2 separate regions of the Mus musculus genome follow, and region 2 is linked to region 1. The links are chromatin loops, found by intact Hi-C in ENCODE. Cell type or tissue: gastrocnemius. All regions are shown on one strand. Each heading gives the region's core, and the rest is flanking DNA. Links, peaks and the distances in the headings are about the cores only. Region 1 holds the start of Dpy19l3 (dpy-19-like 3 (C. elegans)). Region 2 holds the start of Zfp507 (zinc finger protein 507).

The links. Hi-C counts contacts between places; a loop is a spot of excess contacts. Peaks named below come from ENCODE experiments on the same cell type or tissue, not always from the same donor. Only the 100,000 strongest peaks of a DNase experiment are listed, where the experiment ranks them.
Region 2: it touches region 1 in a loop (2.2-fold over the local background); 6 of 42 quality-filtered maps call a loop at or near these places.

What each region holds. Positions count from the first base shown.
Region 1 is chr7:35,748,563-35,758,447 of GRCm38, forward strand. It overlaps Dpy19l3 (dpy-19-like 3 (C. elegans)), which reads right to left and starts at 5,892. Exons shown (of 19, transcript NM_178704.3): 1 at 5,693-5,892; 2 at 4,053-4,194; 3 at 1,178-1,311. The coding sequence starts at 4,155. In gastrocnemius, for the core only: a CTCF peak has its summit at 8,155 (motif pointing left); DNase peaks (open chromatin) are centred at 4,825 and 5,944; H3K4me3 peaks cover 2,747 bases; H3K27ac peaks cover 3,911 bases.
Region 2 is chr7:35,797,637-35,807,521 of GRCm38, forward strand. Zfp507 (zinc finger protein 507) reads right to left here and starts at 5,353. Exons shown (of 7, transcript NM_177739.3): 1 at 5,198-5,353; 2 at 3,802-3,892. E130304I02Rik (RIKEN cDNA E130304I02 gene) reads left to right here and starts at 4,956. Exons shown (of 3, transcript NR_033567.1): 1 at 4,956-5,385. In gastrocnemius, for the core only: no CTCF peak of the experiment used is centred there; a DNase peak (open chromatin) is centred at 5,395; H3K4me3 peaks cover 1,969 bases; H3K27ac peaks cover 1,203 bases.

The DNA.
Region 1 (9,885 bases), core at 670-8,669:
TACCAGCTCTAGCTCCAGGGAATCTGATGCTCTTCGCTGGTCTCTCCCAGGCCGGAGCTATGTGCACACTGTATATAAATAATAAGATAAACCTTAAGGAAAATGGGAAGGCTCAAAAAACCCTGGCAATGTGCATATTTCATTCCGTGAAGTCACAGACCAGCCCTGAAACTATTCCAGGAAGTTCTAGAAGTTCTGAGAAAGACAGAGAGAAAACAAAATGTCCCGAGAGTCGGTGTGGTCCCCCACTCTAAACAAATAATGACTTTTCCACTCAAAGCCATCCACACACAGCAATAGCAAGGTCTGAAGCTCCAGATGGGGAGGCGGGCTCCAATAGTCTCTGCTTTTCTTTATGCCTATTGCAACCAACAGACAGAAAAATATAAATCTAAGAAATAAACTTTCTACCTCTGCCCAGTTTGTACACAGGTACATGCAATCAAAACGAAAAGTAACAAAATAGCCCTTATGCCTACTCCATCATGTGGTGGTACCACTGCACTGCACTGACAGCCCTCATGCCTACTCCATCATACCCCACTGCACTGCACTGCCAGCCCTCATGCCTACTCCATCATGTGGTGGTACCACTGCACTGCACTGCACTGGAGAGCAGGACTCACAACCACTACACCAGCTTCAGAACTCACCAGTGTCAGAACACACCACTCTGCCTGGCTCTTTACATGGGTGCTAGAGAGCTGAACTCAAGTCTTCACTTTGCTTTTTATGTTTTTCACACAGGGTCTTACTAAGTAGCCCAGGCTAGCCTCAAATTCAATTTACAACCCTTCTGCCTCTTTCTCTCAAGGGCTGGGGAAATCCAGACACAATCATAGCCAGTGAGACCCTCATTTGATTAGACAAATCCTGATGCTATTTTTAAATGATGAACACGTAAGTCTTTACCCTAGAGTCAAACTCTTTCAAGATCCTGGATTATTTTTTCCTTTGAGGGGACAAGGTCTCGTATAACCCAGGCAGACCTCTGAATGTCTGATCTTCCTATTTCCACCTCCTGAGTCCCAGGATTACAGATACGTACTCTCATGCCAGGATGAGAGACTGGGTTGGTCCTCATGGTTCAACTGTGTGGTCTCGGTCACTCATCTACGTGGTCAGCTACCGGGGAAACAAATGAGTTGATCACACAACGGTCCGAGATGCCCCATACCTTAATATTGGAAAACCACAAATCGTTCTCATGCAGGGTGGCCAGGTAAACGGATGTAAGAAGTCCAATGCAAAGAGCCACAGTTCCGCCAACTGCGGATGACAGGATCTTCCAGAACCTTCCAGAGGCACAACCTTTTAGAAAAGAGAAACACATGAAACACGAAATTAAGAACTTAGAGACAGCTCCACTGTTAATCTCACTGGCTGTTCCTGCAGTGACCGGGGTTTGGTTCCCAGCACTGGCTTCAGGCAGCTCACAACCACCTGTGACTCCAGGTGCAGGGAAGTGGGTGCCCTCATCTGTCCGGTGCTCATTTGTACAACCTACACACCAACACACACAGACGCGTAATTAAAAATGAAAGTTACAGAAACGATAGAGCATAAATCAGAAGACATGCGCACTAGAAAAATACAAAGGTAGGAGGTTTAAGGATGTCAGAAAGGATGAATATTCTAGTAAGGAACAGAGTAAGGATATAAAACACCAATGAGCAAAGGAGACAAATGGCCAATAACTGTAGCCAACAGAAGAAAACCTGTTAAAATCCACTCAAATTCCCCACCACTGGAAAGAGAATGAGCTGTATTTTCAAAGTTCTTGGTAAATATGGAACTTAAAATGGCTGATACATGAGCTGGGGGTGTGGCTCAGTGGTAGAGCACCTGTCAGGCATGACCCACAACGGCAGAGGGATATATGTAACTGGAGCTTAGGACTGCTTTGGAAATGTGCTGGCTTGTATTTATGTCAACTTGATACAAGCTAGACTCTGCTGAGAAGCAGGGAGACTTCAGTTGAGATGTTGCCTCCCTAAGGTGGGCTGCAGGCAAGGCTGTAGTGGATTTTCCTAGTCACTGACTGCCTGTGGGCTATGCAAAGTGTGGTCCTGGGTGCTGTAAGAAAGCAGGCTGAGCGAGCCACGAGGAACAAGCCAGTAAGCAGCGTCCCTCCACAGCCTCCGCATCAGCTCCTGCCTCCAGGTTCCCGCCCCATTTGAGTTCCTGCCCTGCCTTCCTTTGGTGATAAAGAGCAATGTGGAAGTGTAAGTTGAATAAACCTTTTCCTCTCCAAGTCACTTTTGGCTCATAGTATTTCATCACAGCAATGGAAACCCTAACTAATACAGGACTGGATTTAAATAATCTAACATCTAGGGGGTTGGAGAAATGGTTCAGGAATTAAGAGCACTTATTGCAGTTACAGAGGACACAGGTTCCATTCTCAGTACCTAACATAGTGACTTAAACTGTAACCCCAGATCCAGGGAACCTGATGCCCCTTTCTGACCTCTGAGGGTTCCTTCCTCTTTCTGACAGCCAGGCACATGCAGTTGGTGTACTTATGAAGGGCTCAGGACAAGGAACGGGAAGAGCAGCGTGCTCCAGAGCAGCGCATGGCTCTTGCTTCGCTTTATAAGGCTGCTTGAGGGTAGCCACGTGCAGACGAAACATTCACGCAGCAAGATGAATACCGTCATCTACTCCCTGGATGAGCAGGTTGGCCGAAGCAGGTTTTCCTTCTTTTTAAAATTGTCTTTTATTTTCAAGGTTGCTTTTTTTTTTTTTTTTTTTCTGATGTGATTTCATAAAATGAGCCATCTTCAAAGTTGTTGGTTGTTTTTTTTGTTTGTTTTTTAAATTAAAAAATAAAACAAAATGGGGGCTGGAACAATGGCTCAGGAGTTAAGAACATTCATTGCTCTTGCAGAGGACCCGGGTTCAGTTCCTATCACCCATATGGTGGCTCAGAACCAACTGTAACTCCAGTTCTAGGGAAGCCAATACCCACTTCTGACCTCAGGGGACGCCAGACACACATGTAGTGCATGTGCAGGCAGAACACTCATACACGTAAAAATACACAAATACATCTTCAGAAACAAGGACCAAGCCAGGGGCTGGCGAGGCAGCCAGTGAGTGGGGATGCTTGCTGCTCAGCCTGATGACCCGAGTTGAATTTCTTTAACCCACAAGGTGGGAAGAGAGAACAGTCTCTTGCTAGTTGTCCTCAGAGCCTCACATGCATGCCCTGTTCAGCCACCACATATACAAGGCAAATAAATACATGTAATTAAAAAAAAAAAAAAGACACAATCTAACATAGATTTTAACTGCACACCATCAGAAACTACTCCAAATTACCTAATATGCCTTTCATCAGCTTGGCCAAATGGTCCAGCTTTCCAACTGAGAGACCTTTTATCTTATTAAACAGCTTTCTCTGCTACCTACTAGCTCTGGCTGCTAAGAATTCACTGGCCTACAAAGGATTAATTATGTCCCATACAGAAAATGGCTGATGGGTGTGGAGTTCTTTATGCTCACTAAAAGAAATTTGGCCACATTTAATTACCTAGCAACTGCTCAACATTATATAAACAATTCACCAAGTTCTTTTTTCCTTCCCTTCCTACCCACTGCCTAAATAAAGAAAAAGAGGTAACTTCAAGAATTTGCCTGAATACAAAATGTTAAATCTCTTTTTCAAAGGCTTTAGTGAAATGAGACTAAGCCAAGATGAGGGTACCTGGAAGGGGCAGCACACACGCGCAGGGCACACCAGACAAGGTACCCGTCGAAAGAGACAGTTGGCTAGGGCAGGCAGAGCATCTCTCTAAAGGACCTAATGACACTGCCACTGTAATTTAATCAACACATAACTTACCAAGGATTTCTTCTCATCAAAGCCGTTTTACTGATTACAGCTGAAAAGCCAATATAATCAGAGTACAGTCAGAATTTCTGGGTGCTGGAACAAGTGTCCTTCATACATCGCACCAATTTTTTTTTTTACCCTATTAGATCGTGACATATGTTAATACGCAGAAGGAAAAGTAATCCAAAATACTGCTTTAGTTCCAACCACCTACCAGATGGCAATTTCTTTTCCAACTTCACATCTTCTTTTGGTGATGGAAAATCCTCAGAAACTTCTATGGGTTTTGTCTCTTTTCTTTGCCGGATGTACATCATGATGTCAAAGACTCATACGCATTGTTCTTCCAACCACTCCTACAAACAACATCCAGATGAATGCCCCATGGAAATGTCAGCACCCACTTTACCCAACACACCCTTATGTGCTTAAATGGCCTGTCTTAGCCTGCTGTCCCCTGCTCAGCAGACCCTCCCAAACAAATCTTAATCAGCCTTTAAAGATACAACACAAATGTTTAACTAAACCACATTGACGAAGCACCTTTCCTCCAGCAGGCACTGCCAAGAGGGAGTGATACAGGTAGGGATACAGGTGAGCCACGTGAAGATGCCCAGGACTTCTTCCAGGAAGCCATCTTGGATGCTGCACCCTTGTGATGTTTTCCCTCCCTGATTCCGTAACACTAACTGTGGGATTTGTTGCGTGACACAGTTTTACATTATTTTCTACAGTTCCTACAGAAAGTAGTGGGTCTGATTTATTCCCACAGAACTGACCACGTGGGAGGGATTCCTAGTAAACTTGTGACAGCCAGATTTTGAAGAACTGAAACACTGTTTCTGATACCTGAATTTTAGCACCTGTGTTCTTTGAAAAAAAAAAAAAATCCCTGCTAAGCTTTATGCCTGGATGTCAAAGACAGTAAGACAGTGCGGGGCTGTGCCAGTCAGGGTGGCTGCTCTCTCTGGGGAGCAACTGTGGGTGTAGCTGCGGGAGCAGTTACCTAGTTTGGAAGCTATGAGGGGGAGGCGGGGGTGTGGTGGTGGTGAGTAAGCTGGCTTCAGTCCCCCGGGAACATCTTGCCTGGTTCCTCTGACTAATGAATAGCGTTTTACTAATTATCTATTAAAGATGAGGAGTAGCCAGACGCGATTGTTTCGGCAGCTAATCCAACCTGCACTCTAGTTACCAAAGTCTATGTTTATCTAACGGAAAGGCTCTTGCTAAATACAACAGAGGAAGCCAACACCACACAATGCTTTTGTTAAGATTCATTCATTCAAAAATGCTCAGACTGAACACAGACTCAAATGCAGTGTGCTCAAAAAGCACAAGAAACGGGGGGGGGGGGGGGAGAGAAGAAATCTTTTCAAAGTCTTGCAGCCACAGCTGGAATCCTGTCCCCTCTTGAGGAGTTATACCCTCCCTGCTAGCCCTCGGCGGGTTAGGGCTATACAGGGGGCCCACCTTACATCTACCCTGAGCCTGGTAAAGCAGAAAGTTAACAAACATGCCAGGTGCTAATTACATTTCCCGTCTGCATGGCAACAGCCTCCCCAACTAGGAAACAAAAAGTTGCTCCGGCCAGCCGGACTCAAAGCCCTGCCAGACATTAGCAAAGAGACCCTAAGGCAATTCCTGGACTACTGACCAGGACGCGCGCCACTCCCCCGCACCTGGAGCCACTCCCCTGCGCACCTGGCGAGCCCACGCGAGGACCAGGTGCTAGCCGGCCCGGGGAACCTCGCGACACTCGCTCCCGCTCTGAGACGCTCCCTCCCACGCCCCGCCCACGTGTCCCGTAGACACTGCGCGTCCAGTCCCCTCGCGGCCCGACCCCCAGCCACAGACCTGCGGCCTCAGCAGTCCTCAGGGGCGGCTCGGGTTGGCAAAGAAGCACCCCGAGCACCCAGGCCTTAGGGACGCGCCCACTTCACGGGCTACAGCGAGGTGAAGACTAGGAGGACCCAGCTGTTCCCGGCTCTGTGCGGCGCGCTGCAAGGATGGGCCTGGGGGGCGTCTACAGCCCGGGGAAGGGGCGCGCCGGGGAGGCCGGGCCGCTACCGCTGCATTCATTGGTCCCGGCAGCTGTTCGTCAACGCAAGGCCCCGCCCCCGCCTCCCGCGCTGCCCCGCCCCGTCTCGTGCGGCGCACACCGGAAGGAAGAGGTACACTTCCGCTCAGAGGGCTGTTTTGGGGGTGTTAGGCTCCGAGGCAGGTCTTAAGCTTGGCTTGTTCCTGTGTTCGGAGTCCCTGGTGCCCCGAAGAAAGGTTACCCAGTCTCGGGGGACCTTCCCAGCTCTACCTCCTGCCTCCAATGTCCGGCTATATGCACTTTCGACGTTGTTTAGTGATAAAATCCGCAGACACTTTTGGGTCTCCAAAGACATGCCTCTCAGTCCCCACACCCCCAACCCATCCACACCCATCCTCCCGCCGCCGCCGTAGTACTGCTCTGGCCTTTGTTGTTAATTCTCCTCCTTAACATGCACCTTCAGTATTGAGTCCTAGATGTTCCTCTTATCTTTAAACTGCTTGTCAGCATCTTTTCCCTCTCTTTGAGACAGGGTCTCACTTTCTAGCTCTGGCTGGCCTGAAATTGCGTGTGGACCAATTTGGCCTCACGTCTGCCTCTGCCTCCTGAGTGCTGTGACTAAAGGAAGGTGTGCGCCAGACTGAGTTTTGGTAGTGGATGGCCCACTGAGATCAGTACCTACGAAAAGGCAGCCTGTCATCTAATTCCAACAAAAATTGTTCCATACACCCTGCCTTTCTTAGCTACCTGTCCCTGATAGATCTTTTTCTCTTTTGGTTGTCGACTGTTAATACCAAGAACACACTGCTCAGAATGCTTTATTAGATAGCCCCTCACCCCACACCTACTTAAAGTGATTTGTGGAACATGTAACTGGTGTGAGGCGCATGTCCCTGAGGGGAACAGTATTCAGCTGCTGCTTCATGTCTGTAACACGAGGCAAGAACTGTCATAAGAACGTCGGGTCGTAGTGCTTCTCATAGAAAGTGGGTGCGCACTAAGAGTAAAGTCTGAGATTTAAGGTCTTAGATGGCGCTCCTGTAGTCCTGCTGAGGAAGGAGGCTGCCGCAGGAGGATGACAAGTCCAACTCTTGCCTGGGCCATATGCAGAGACATAGAGTACTGGCTTGTCACAAGCATGCAGCAAGACGATGAGTTGTAGTGAAGCACGATAGAAAGGCAAGGGAAATTATGGAGGAAGGAGAAGGAATTTCCCCCATTCCACTGCAGATCTAGATGAACCCTCGCCAGCTGCAGGCAAGGATCCCAGCACAGAATACTTGCTGTAAAGTTTGCTAACAGAAATGATGAGTTCCTCTCATGGATCTTATGTTAAACAGGGTCTGCTTTAAGGCCCGAGTGTACTTGACCTTTGGGCCTCATTCCTTTCCCCCCCAGATTGGAGTTTCAAGGGCGATGCTTACTAACCTTTATTTACACTAAAAATATCCTACCTTAGGGCTGCAGAGATGGCTCAACAGCTAAGGGCTGCTCCTCCAAAAGACCCAGGTTTGGTTCCAGAATCCATGTGGCAGCTCACAACCATCTGTAACTCCAGTTCCAGGGCATCTGATGCTCTCTTCTGGCCTCTGTGGGCATCAGACAGGCATATGGTGCACATATATACATTCGGGTAAAACACCGATACACATACAATAAAAGTCCTATAAAGAGCCTTCCTGCTCTCCTGTGATGTTGTCAGTGGCAGTGCTGACAGGTGTCCCTCGGGAATCACTCTGATGAATGAAGAAAGCAAGAGGAGGGGCTGGAGAGATGGCTCAGAGATTGAGTACTTGGTGCACCACAGTTAGGCTCCGACACCCATGTGAGTCAGTAGCTTCAGTTCCAGATGCTCCAACACCCTCTTCTGGCTCCCTGGGACCCCTCCGCCCCCCCCCCCCCACACACACACACAGACACAGACACACAAATAAAACTGGATCTTAAAGATGTAATTAGAATCATACTTAAAGTCACAGGACCCAGGTTCAGTTCCTAGCACCTACATGGTGGCTCACAACCATCTGTAACTCCCATTTCAGGAGATCTAATGCCATCTTCTGATCCCCAAGGGCGTCAAGCATGCACGGGGTATACAGACTTGCAGGCAAAACATTCATAAAAAAATATAAATAAGGGGGTGGTTGGAGAGATGTCTCAGCCGCGAAGAGCACTGGCTTCCCCTTCAGAGAACCTCCATTGGATTGCCAGTACCCACATTCTCAGTGAATCCTGTCCTCTGGGATCTGATGCCCTCTTCTGGCCTCAGTGGGCAATGCATCCATACAGTGCAGACGCAAAACATAGACATAAAAGACATTGTTAAACGTTTTTAAATAGAAGTAAGTCTTTTAAAAAGTATTAACTTGGGTGATAGCCATGGAGATGAAGAAAACGCAGCAGATCTGGGATATTTAGGTGCTCCGTGCAGCTGGAGTAGTGTGGGTGTCTGTACGGATTATGTAAGAAGAGGGAGGAAGCTCTGCGGGCTCCTAGGTTTCTGACTTGAGCAGTCAGGACCGTGGGACGCATCAAAAGAGAAAAATAAAAGCAGGCTTGAAGTGTTTAACAACTTATAGGGGAGTTGGGTTTTTTGTTTGTTTGTTTTGTTTTGTTAACATAGGCAGAGCTGGTTCTGCTCAGGAAAGCTGACCTAGAACTGCCTGATCAGCCACCGCAGGGCTGGCAGCTGGCTCTAGGCTAGTTGCTGCTCACAGGGCTCTCCCCACAGGCTGTTGGAGTAGCCTCAAGACATAACCTCTGAAACCTGGGGGTTTCCTAGGCGTCTGTGGTAGAGGGAGGGCAATGTAAAGGTGGGCTGATCACTTCATGGTGGAGACAGCAGGGGGCAGCCTTTCTCCCTTCTCACTTTCACAGGATTTGGGCTGGGGCTGGAAGCCCCAGTTCTGTATGACTGAATTGTGAGGCTAGGACACAGGGCAGTCCAGTGTCAGCCTTGGCTTCTGTTGGATTGCTCACTTAGGGGAGGATTTCAGGGTTATGTCTTGAGGCTACCCCAGCGGCCTGTGGAGCAGCCTCCAGTCAGCCACTTGCCAGTGAGCTACCCTGTTAGTAGATCGGGGAGCTCCTGGACAGCTTCGGCTGATAGCAGGATCCATCCTGGGCAGAACCACCTCTGCTTATCACTCTTATACATCGAAACTCTGAGACAGTAGATGGTTATTGTTGTGAGGGGACAGGTTTGGGAAGGGGGCTTTTATTATATATACAGTGATAGGTAATCAATGCAATACTGATCATCAATATGGACATGGCATGATGTATATTTCCTTTTATATATTCCCATTTAACTGGATATTAGGGTATATATTTATAGATATATAAGTAATTTTTATATAATATATAAAATTTAATGTATGATATATAATATAATATAATTATAGTATGTGATAATATATTATATATAGTTTATATATTATAATATACTACATTGTATTTATAATATATACTATGTATGTCATAATACAGACTATAAATAATATATAATATTGAAATATTTATATGAATGTTTTATCCACGTGTATGTCTGTGCACCTACTGATGCCCAGGAGACCAGGACAGGGTAAAGGACCCTCTGAAACTGGAGTTACAGATGGTTGTGAGTCACCATGTGGGTGCTAGGAATCAAACCCATGTCCTCTGCAGGAGCAGCAAGTGCCCTTAACCACTGAGCTCTTCTCCAGCCCCTGTCTTTTTGTTGCTTATTTTTGAGGCAGGTTCTCACTCTGTAGCCTGGGCTGGACTGAAATTGCCTATGTAGACCAGGTTAGCCTCCAAGAGCTAAGCTGCCTGCTTTTGACTTCTCATGCTTAGACTGATGGCATGTACAATAGTATGCCCAGTTTCTGGTTCTATGCAGTTTTAAGCAAATCTGTAGGAACATTCTTAGACATATACAATTCTTTAGGAAATGTGTCTAGAAATAGAGCTGAAAGAACTCATGTTCTCGTTTGTGATAAAAGTTGGCAAACGACATCGCAAAAGGATG
Region 2 (9,885 bases), core at 815-8,814, 49 kb after region 1:
TCAACTGTTAACAATATATTAGTTACATAATAAAAGTAACAAATTCACAGCATTTTCAGTTTCTTGGCCAGATACAACGTATAGTATTGTAAATACAAGATCTCCCTTCCTGTGGGTGTAAGAGCCACACAGGCTAGCTGATAACTTGGTGAACATTTAATGTTTGTTCAACAGACTTCACACCTAGTGTTACAAAGGTGACTCCTGATTCCTCTCTTCTACTTAATGATCCAACAGGAGGAAGACAGAGCAGTGCAAATTGCTCCCCATGGATAGTTCAGTGTGCTTCTTAAAAAGAAAGTGAAGTCAAGAGGAGGAGTTCATCTTAGCCCAAGAAAACGGCTAATACAAAAGACTCTGACACACACTCACTTTCAGAGCTGCGTGTGCTCAGGCATTAAGAGCTAATGGCAACTTGCAGCAGATGCTCCAATTTCCCTAGAACATTTATGTAAGTATCTCATTTTAGAGGCTGCATACATTTGGGGATAAGTACAGTAAGGCAGCTATCAAACCGATATGACAACATAAAACGCATCAAGAAGCACCTGAAAAAACCAGTTTAGGTCTGCAGGCAAAACCAACAAGCAAGCAAAAACTCATTAAAAGGAAAGTCTGTTAAATAAAAGGTCACAAACAGCCACTGTACACAAGAGAGGAGGTCACTAAAACCAACTACGTCTTTAATTTCCTATTTTTTTCCTTATGGCATTCATGCAGCCTATGTGTACTATATACATTGTACATATAAATATGTAGATATTTATATATAATTTAATATGTCAAGTGAGCTAATAAAATTCATTTGAACTAGAGATGAAAAAGAGTCAGCATACAGTACTAGTGACTCAAATCACACCACGGATCACGATAATCTGAATTCCATCCTTGGACTTAAGAGACCGAAGCAAACACAGCTGAAAGAAATGATGCTGGGGGACAAAAGTAGGGTAGGACTGTGGAAGAAGGTGATAGAGGGAGAAGTAATTCTGTCAGTGAAGGTGGCATGATTACCTCTTCATTATACTCTTCTTTCTACTTGTACAAATGACTAAAGTTTTTCATAATAAAAACAAACCAAATACACCCACCCTCAACATCACCATGTGCAAGGCACACAGCAAGTAGGTAGGCCAGGCTTTTACACTGACATAGTTACTCGAAGGTGAACATAGATAAGCACATGGAGAAGCTAGAGAAGACTAATGTTGGCTTTCCAACGCTGTGGTAACATGAAGGCTAAGTATATATGGCCAAATCCTAAGTAAGAGAAGGCTCCTCTGCGCAGAGAGCAAGCACAAGGCTTCTGGAAAAGGCAGTATATCCACTGGTCCCTGTAGGGTTAGATTGTTCAAAACTTACTTTATTTAGGGTTCTTAAACTCTGCAATCTTCCTTCTAACCCATCAACCAGAAGTAGGGGAAAAAGAAGGTTACTAGGAAAAGAGAGTTGTGGACCTGTTTAGAAGTAGTCCCTTGGGGTAATTCCAATCTTTATTGTCGGATACCAACAGTCCAGTTAAATAGCAAACACCAACCATGAATCAGCAGTAGTGGCACAATCCAGCAGAAACAGCAAGGCTCAGCCAAATTGGCACCAGTTAGCAGAAGCGGCCAGAATCAGCCGGAATACCATGAGAAGTTCTTTGGTGTGTTTCTCTCTACAAAGTGAACACCAGCAAAGAAGTACGTGGTACTGCAATGCAAGCGCGTTTTCTCAGTGTTTGTGGGGCTCTATTTATATTCTTCCTAAATATCATGAGTCCGCTCAAGTGTTTATGTTCAGTAAAACGTCACATGCCCTCTCACAAGACAGCGTCCAGAAAAACATCACTCGATGTAACCGAACTGTTAAAGAAACCAGAAAGTTCCATCTTAGTCCCCAGCATCTAGGGGTGTGGAGACATCACCACCTGTGCTCTCTGGGCCCCTTGTGGCCTTCTCTCTATGGGACTCTGCTTCCTAGTCCTCTGGCAGGGCACTGCAAATGGAGAGGAACACAGGTGAGAAGGAACAGGGCAGTCAATGTCCTGGTTTCTGCTTCTAGGTCACCCTGGATTGGTTGCTTTTTGTTCTTTAGTTTTTTTTTCCCCCGCCCCATGTGGATGCTGGGATTTGAACTCAGGACCTTCGGAAGAGCAGTCGGTGCTCTTAACCACTGAGCCAACTCACCAGCCCCGGATTGGTTGCTTCTTAACAGGTCAGTTCTTCCTGGATGGCTGCTCTCTACAAATCTATTTCTGGCTTTGGCACTTCTGTTCTCCTGATGCTGCTTCTCCCACTAACACCATCACTCTGTGGCCTGCGAATAGAAGGCCAATACCTGGTAATATTATCTTTGTAAATATAACCTCCTTCAGTTATCCTGATTTGAGAGCTATTTGCTTCTCTGCTGTAAATGCAAGGCTAAGAGTGACAAGAAAGGTTGAGAAATGAGAAAGCCTACTCTAAAACTCTAACACGAACATCTTACAATAGGAATTAGCATGCTCTCTAAGGTAGTGAACAGATAAAAATCACTGCACTGCAAGGTTCACCAAGACACAAGCCTAGAAATGTTAGCCACGAGGGAGATAGCTTTTTTGTAACCACTAGATCAGAAGACCCAGTCAGAACAAGTGAATTAGGTACTCTCCTAAACCAGCAGTGTTCTACAGTCTTTCATACCGAGTCCCTGACAACAGTCATCCACAGGGAAAAGCTTGTAATTAATGTCTTTCCCAAGAAAAGTGAACAAATTCAGTTGTCTTTATTTTCTTGTAATTTGCTATTTGGTGTATTTGTGTATGTAATTAGTTCCTTTTAGTTATAGCAGTATGGCTACATGTAGAACTGAGCGAAATGATTCATGTGGGCTTGAAGAAAGGCTCTAATTTTCTGGGTATATACAAAGAGAGAAAGACGATATAAAGAAATCTTCTTTTAGAGTATGCATTTCGTTTTTCCAACTAAGTAAATAAACAAACAAAACCCCACACCAAAACAACAGAAGCGATGGCCAATGAATTTCACACTCTTTCAGACATCTGTTTTAGCCAAAAGAAGGTAGGGTTCCTCTGTTCTCTGAAGTGCCCTGGCTGCATGATCCAGGCGAGTCACTCTTTGTTTTAGCTTCTTCTGGTGTGAAATGTGAGGGGAAAGCTGGATGAACTTTTAGAGATGGAATCACAAACTGCCTATTAAAAGTAACCTAAAAGCTAGTTTTACTTCACATCTTACAAAGGTCAGTTACAATTTATTTAAAATCTTCTCAGCTCAATGTAATAATAGCAACTGAGAGAAAAACTGGAGTATAAATACAGAAGTATACTGGTTTCATAGTATAGAGTGTCTTACCTGCACCTAGCCTGGGACAATATTTTGACTTTGCAGCTACAATTAAAACACAGTCGTAGCTAACATCAAGTAGTGTTCAGCTTCATTGTAATTTATGAAACACACATGCCAAACATAGCGCTGAAGACCACCTGTCCTGGAGCTGCAAACCCAGAATTAGGCCTGCGTCCATTTCCTGTAATATTCCTGTAATTCCTGGTGGCCAAGCCCTTCTTTGGACACAAAGTGTCAAGGAACACCTCTGAGGCTCACAGACGTGAAACAGTGCCTGGCTTCAGAACTCAAACCACGCTTTCCCTAGTATACCGATTTCCCTTTCCATGCTCAAGGTGAGCATGATCAAGTAACAGCACCGGATGGATGCTAGGCAGCAGCAAACAGCTTCGTTTGCTCAGAGTTCTGTGGGTCCAGTCACAGTGGTGGCGGTTTATAAATAAGGCATCTCAGTGAGATGTAAGTGACTTACCCAAGGTTACATGGCTGTTAGTGGCAGAGCCAGTGTCTTTCCAATCAATTTCTGAAACAGATAGTCTCCTGGATCGATATTCACAATCCAGCTGTGGCCAAGAAGGAAATAAACACCATCAAACACGTCTCTCCATTGGCGGGCGAAACACAGTAACTTATTTCGGCAGTGAAGAAACTTCCAATACTTAACATTGAAAAGAAATTTCGGAAAGCTGTTCATGCAATGTAATTGTGTGAGGCAAATTTACATAATTTACTTAACAAGTAGAGGATTTTGCAGAAGCTAAAACAAATCAGCCTGGAAAACTTCTAACAATTGTATATTTTAAACCTCCCCCTCCATGTAAGTAATTCACTCAGCAAACTACTGCTTTTACTGACATAATTTTCTAACCAATATGGAATAATAAATGACATATTGCTATTCTAACTTTAACCGAAATTACAGCCTAAGGGGTGATTATGTAAATTAGTCAAACACAGTGGGCAGAAGAGTACCATGAAAAGATGCGACAACGTGGCTTGACCTATATATTCTCCAAAGCAGTTTCCTGCCCTGGTCCTCCTTTTTTTTTTTGGCTACTGTTTTCCTATTGTTGCTTTAAAGTAGGCTTATTCGGTTCCCTTAGAAAGTAACTTAGCGATTACAGTTAAGTAAAATTAGTACACCGCTAGGGCATCCTCCGAGTTTCCAGAGTTACCATGGTAAAGGAATGAAGGGTCAAACTTTCTCTTTTTAATCAATATAGCAATCCATACACAGAATCAGACCAGTAGAGTAGAAAGTACAAACTCAGACAGAAAAGGGGGTAAATCCAGTAATTGCCTTGGGCCATGTAGACTGAAAGCAAATTCCTGTCCACTGTCAGCAACCTTTGGTGGGGGTGGCTGCCTGGACCTAATTAATCACCCAGGCCTCGGACTCCAAACAACGATCGGGATGCCCCAGGTCTGGAAAGGTGGGCACTTTCACCAATGGTCTCAGCGATCTCTGGAAAGATCAGTCAATCCCAGAGGATGTGTACGTGTGGGAGGCCACGATTGCTATTTTTCGTTTGCGCTGGCATTTCCTACACCACGCAGTGCTTAAAGGACGGGGGATTAAAGAAACTTAAGCTCCATCCTGGCTGGCCTAAGCGCTTTCACGTCTCCAGAAGGCAAAGGCGCTTCAGCGGGACCTGGGGAGCAACGGGACCCCCACCCCCAGCGGCACGGCGGGCCCGGGGTCTCCACAGGCCCGACAGAGGGACGACAGTACACACAGGGCCCTGGAGCTCAGGCTCGGGTGCGTGGCAGTGCCGCGGGCGTCACCGGCGAGGAGGAAGCGGGCGTCACCAGCGAGGCCGCACATGGCCGGCGGCGCTCAAGCGGAGGGGCGGCCCGGGGCGCGGTACCTGCGGTCGGGCGGCGGGCTGCTGCTCCTGCGAGCCTCCTTTGGCCGGCCGGGACCCCACCGTACCCTCGCCCTCGTCCGCCTCGCTCCCGACTCCTTTCCCTCTCTTTCCCCCTTTTTGCCCCTTCCTCGGCCGTGGCTCCAAGATGGCGGCGCCGAGACAGATCACGTGAGCGGCGAGCCGGTCAGGTGAGCCTGGAGGCGCGCGGCGTGGGCGGGGCTGTGGTGGGGTGGAGCCACCACAGACCACGCCCTCTGGCAGAAAGGGCCTTAAGGCTCTGGGCAGATGCTGTGGCCATCCAGGTCCTGTCAGAGCTGGTGTTGGTCTAGAACTCAGTTGATATCCACTGTGGCCTCAACCTGCTGGGGCATTCTTCATCCCCTCATTTACCCCATCGTTCTTTACATCCTTGTGCTTGTGAATCTGGCTGGACTTTTTTTTTTTTTTTTTTTTTTAAAGTTTATCGAGGGCTGGAGCGATGGCTGGAGTGATGGCTGGAGCGAGGGTTGGAGCGATGGCTCCGTGGTTGCTCTTATAGAGGACACAGGTTTGGTTTCCAGCACTCATACAGTGGCTCACAACCATGTGTAACTCCACTTCCAGGGACTCAGAAGCTCTGGCCTTCTTCTGACCTCCACAGACTCCAGACACACACATGGTGCTCAGGTATACAGATAAGTAAGCCATTCACACACACAAAATATTATCTACGTATTTATTTATTGTTATTTGTGGAGACTTGTGGTCAGAGGAGAATTTTCAGGAGTCTGTTCTTTCCTTCCATGGTATGGGTTCTGATATTGAACTCAAACCTTCAGACTTGGCAGCGAGTACCTTTACCCATTGAACCACATACCTCCTAGATAAATGCTCTTCCACTGAGCTATTGAGTTTCCTGAAACAACTCATCCTGGCTTCTAATTCCTTATGTAGTTAGCCCAGGCAGACATTTGAAGTTGTGAACCTCCTGCCTCAGCCCTCCAGGGTAGCTTGGGAGAGTAGATGTGTCTCCACCATACCAGGCTCTAATTGGAGCTATTATTTTTTTCAGGCATCGTATGCTGAAAAATGTAGAGGTCCTAACCGTATGTCTGATGAGAGGCAGTGCTGGCTCTGGGTCAAAAATACTTTCTTTTTTTTTTTTATGTTTAAAATTTAAAAAAGCATTTATTGATTCGTGTGTGGAAGACAGAGGACAATTTTCTGGAGTTGGTTCACTTTTTCTCCCGTGTAGGTCCCAAGGGTTGAACTCGGGTTGCAGCTTTGATAGAAAGTTCTTTTACCAACTGAACCTTCTTGCGGTCCTTGAAAGATTTTTCAGGAGTTGTAAGGTCTGACTTGGTGAGCTTGCGGTAATAACTCCGAGCGAGCCGTCATGTTTGTCGTTTGGATCTGTTTCCGTGAAGTATCTGCTCTGCTGTAACAAACCCTGTTGGGTCCTGTGCTAATACCATGAATACAAACTGAGAGAAGCAATCTCACCCAGCTTTCAACCCAAGAATAAGCCGGCAGGTAGGGGCTAGCAGGAATGGCAGAGCCACGAGCTTGGGTCTGGATTCAATGGGTGGGCGTGGCCAGAGGAAGGACTTTAGGGAGGATCGTAGTGATAGCGCCAGGCTGGCCTTGTTAGGTGAGATACCTTTTGGATGTTTCCTGGTATATTTAGAACCCACTTCAAGCAGGTTGGGTTTTGAGTCGTCAAAATACATACGAAAAAGTAATGGTTTAGGTACGGCAGCCATCTTATTTGCTGTGTCTCTGGATAAAAGTTTACCAGCTGGGGGGTTACAGAGATGACTGAATGGTTAAGAGTGGATTCTGCTCTTGCAGAAGACGTATTGGTTCTCAGCACCCATGCCAGGCAGCTCACACCCCCTCAGCTCATGGATGGGCTTCTTCTCGCTACAGATGACGCAGATATAGACCAGATTAGACCAGACTAGAGATAGATAAAGCCAGGTTTATTAGATGCCGTTCTCAGGTGGGATCCACGGGTCGGGTCGCAAAGAACCGGGCGGGGCAAATCGTGCATCCGGACTAGGGTGAGGTAGTTTTATAGACTGTAGGCGAAGGGTGATGATATGTCAGCAGTAAGCTGGGTTTGTGCCCAAGAGCTGAGCGTACTGGGGACTGAGGGGACTGGGGTGGCTGGCAGCATCAGAGGAGGAGGTTGCAACAGCCTGGGCACTTGGAGCCCTTCCTTTGTTTGTGGGTGGGGTTGCGAGGAAGGAGGGCAGATGGGGTTTCCTAGCTTGTGCAAGGGTAAGCAGGGGTCCATCCTAACACTCCCAATCAGTCGTCTCTCCAGCTCCGGGGGTCAGGGGGGAGTGAGGTGTGTGGGGGAGGTCTGGCATCTCTGGATTCCATGAGTGTCAGCATTCATTTTCACATACCCGCCCTGCCCCACCCCACAAATAAAAGCAAATCTTTGAAAACAGGTCACCAGCCTTTGGGTGTTGGAAAACCAGCAGAGTTAGAATTCTCTCTGGTGGCTCACAGACTCCTTCACCATTTGGGCCAAATAGTGAAGAAATGAAAATCAAGGGCTGAGGGATTCTTTTCAGTTACAAGTTAGAGGCGAAGTATGGGGGAAGGAGGAATTAGCATGGAAGGCTAGAAGGAGAAAGACATTAGGGTTAGCCCCAGATAGGAAAGCATGAAAGGAGGAACCAGGATCAAATCTGACAATGTTTTCCCTTCCCCTTGTTGTATGTGAAAGTGTGCTGAACAACCCGCGGGTAGCAAGCCAGTAAGCAGCACTCCTCCATGGCCTCTGATTTAGCTATTGTCCTTGCTTCCCTGGTGATAATGCTGTAACCTGTAAGCCAAATAAACCCATTGCTCTCCAAGCTGGTTTGTGTACACACTTATGTACATATACCTACACTTACACATTCATGCACATGTGTATATATATCTGAGTTCATATGTGCACGTGCACACACATATGTGCGCACACATACACACACACACTTTTGTAGTGCTGTGGCTGGACTCCAGGACTCCACACCTCCTAGCCAAGTTCTTTGCCACTGAGTTACACCCCCAGGTCCCCTTCCCTTTTTATTTTGAGATACACTTTCACAGAGTTACCCAGGCTGGTCTTGAACTCACTTCTGTAGCCCCGGGTTAGCTTGAATCTCCCATTTTTACATCTCTATCTCCCATTTCCCATCTCTCTCTTCTGTGTACTGATGTCAAAGGCCTGCACCACTAGTTTTGCTTAATATGACTTTTTTTTTTTTTTTAGAAAAAGTTGCTCTCCAGAAAGGTTGTAGTAAACGTTTTTTAAAGTCAAAGGAATGCAAAGACCCAGTCGTTGTTCCATTAAACTTGTGGACAATGAACTCTCAGCACCTCGCACCAGACACAGAATGGTTTTATCATGATTTAATTAAGCAGCCATAGCAAGATTTCATGTTCCAGATAGGACACTTACTTATGCAATTATCTAGCCCCTGTTCAATGGGATCTGATTCTGTTCTCAGATGAGAGATGACCCTGATAACCAAGTCCCTGTCTCACATACCTCCTCATTCTCCTTTGGGGTCCTTAATTAGTTGATAAGGTTAAAGGTTTCACTTCTGCCAGTATCCTGGGCTTGTATCATGTACGTGACCATGGAGTCTGATGCAACTGAAACCAGCACAGTGTTTACATCTCAGTAACACAGAAAGTGCAGTAAGTTTCAAGTTGGTAACCGGCAGGAAACTGAGTGAGCCGCCAGGACTGGACCTGAGGAAGTCTTGTTTCTGAGTGAGCGACATGCCCCAGAGGTGCTATAGCCAAGCCGGAAGACCTGGACTACACAGTGGAGGGAGACAGAAATCATTCCTGAAAGTTGTTCTCTGACCTCTACACGCACAACTACACACACACACACACACACATTGAATAAATGCCAGTCTTTTAAGCTATGATACCTCTGAAGGACACTTCGTCTTAGCTTTCTTGTGGATTAGTCATGGAAGTCTTCTGATTAGCGCCGAGAATTGAATGAGGTAAATGACCTGTATAAAAAAAGATTTTTTTTTTCTTTTTGAGTCAGATTTTCCCTGGCCTAGAGCCACATATGTTCCTGCTTCAGCCTCCCAAGTGCTGTGATTACAGACATTTGCCACTACACTGGATGGAAGTAATATAGCTTTTGTTTTATGATCTTTTAAAAACAAGTATTTTGTCTCAGAAAATGAAAGATTGGGCCCCAAGAGATGTCTCTTGGTTAAGAGCACTGGCTGCTAGTCGAGAGGACCTAGGTTAGATTCCCAGCACCTACATGGAGGCTCACAATTGCCTAGAAGTCTAGTTCTGGGGATCTGGTGTCTCTGAGAGCACCTGGCATGGGTGAAGTACTCTTATATACATGCAGATAAAATCCAAAAATTTAAAGTAAAAATAAAAATAACCCTTAAGAATTTTTTTTTTTAAAAGAAATATTGCTGTAATCTCATCCAATCAGCAGGCAGAGGCAGGAGGTTCACAATGAGGTTGAAGGCAGCTTGTCTTAAAAAGTAAAGGAGGGGCTGTGACTCTAACTGTGGCACAGAGCCCTTGCCTGCTGGTGACTCAGGTGATAGCAGATGCTGGCAAGGATGTGGAGAAAGAGGACACTTTGCAAGGTGGTACAGTCACTCTGGAAGTCAGTGTGGTGGTTCCTCAGAAAATTGGACAGAGTATTACCTGAGGAC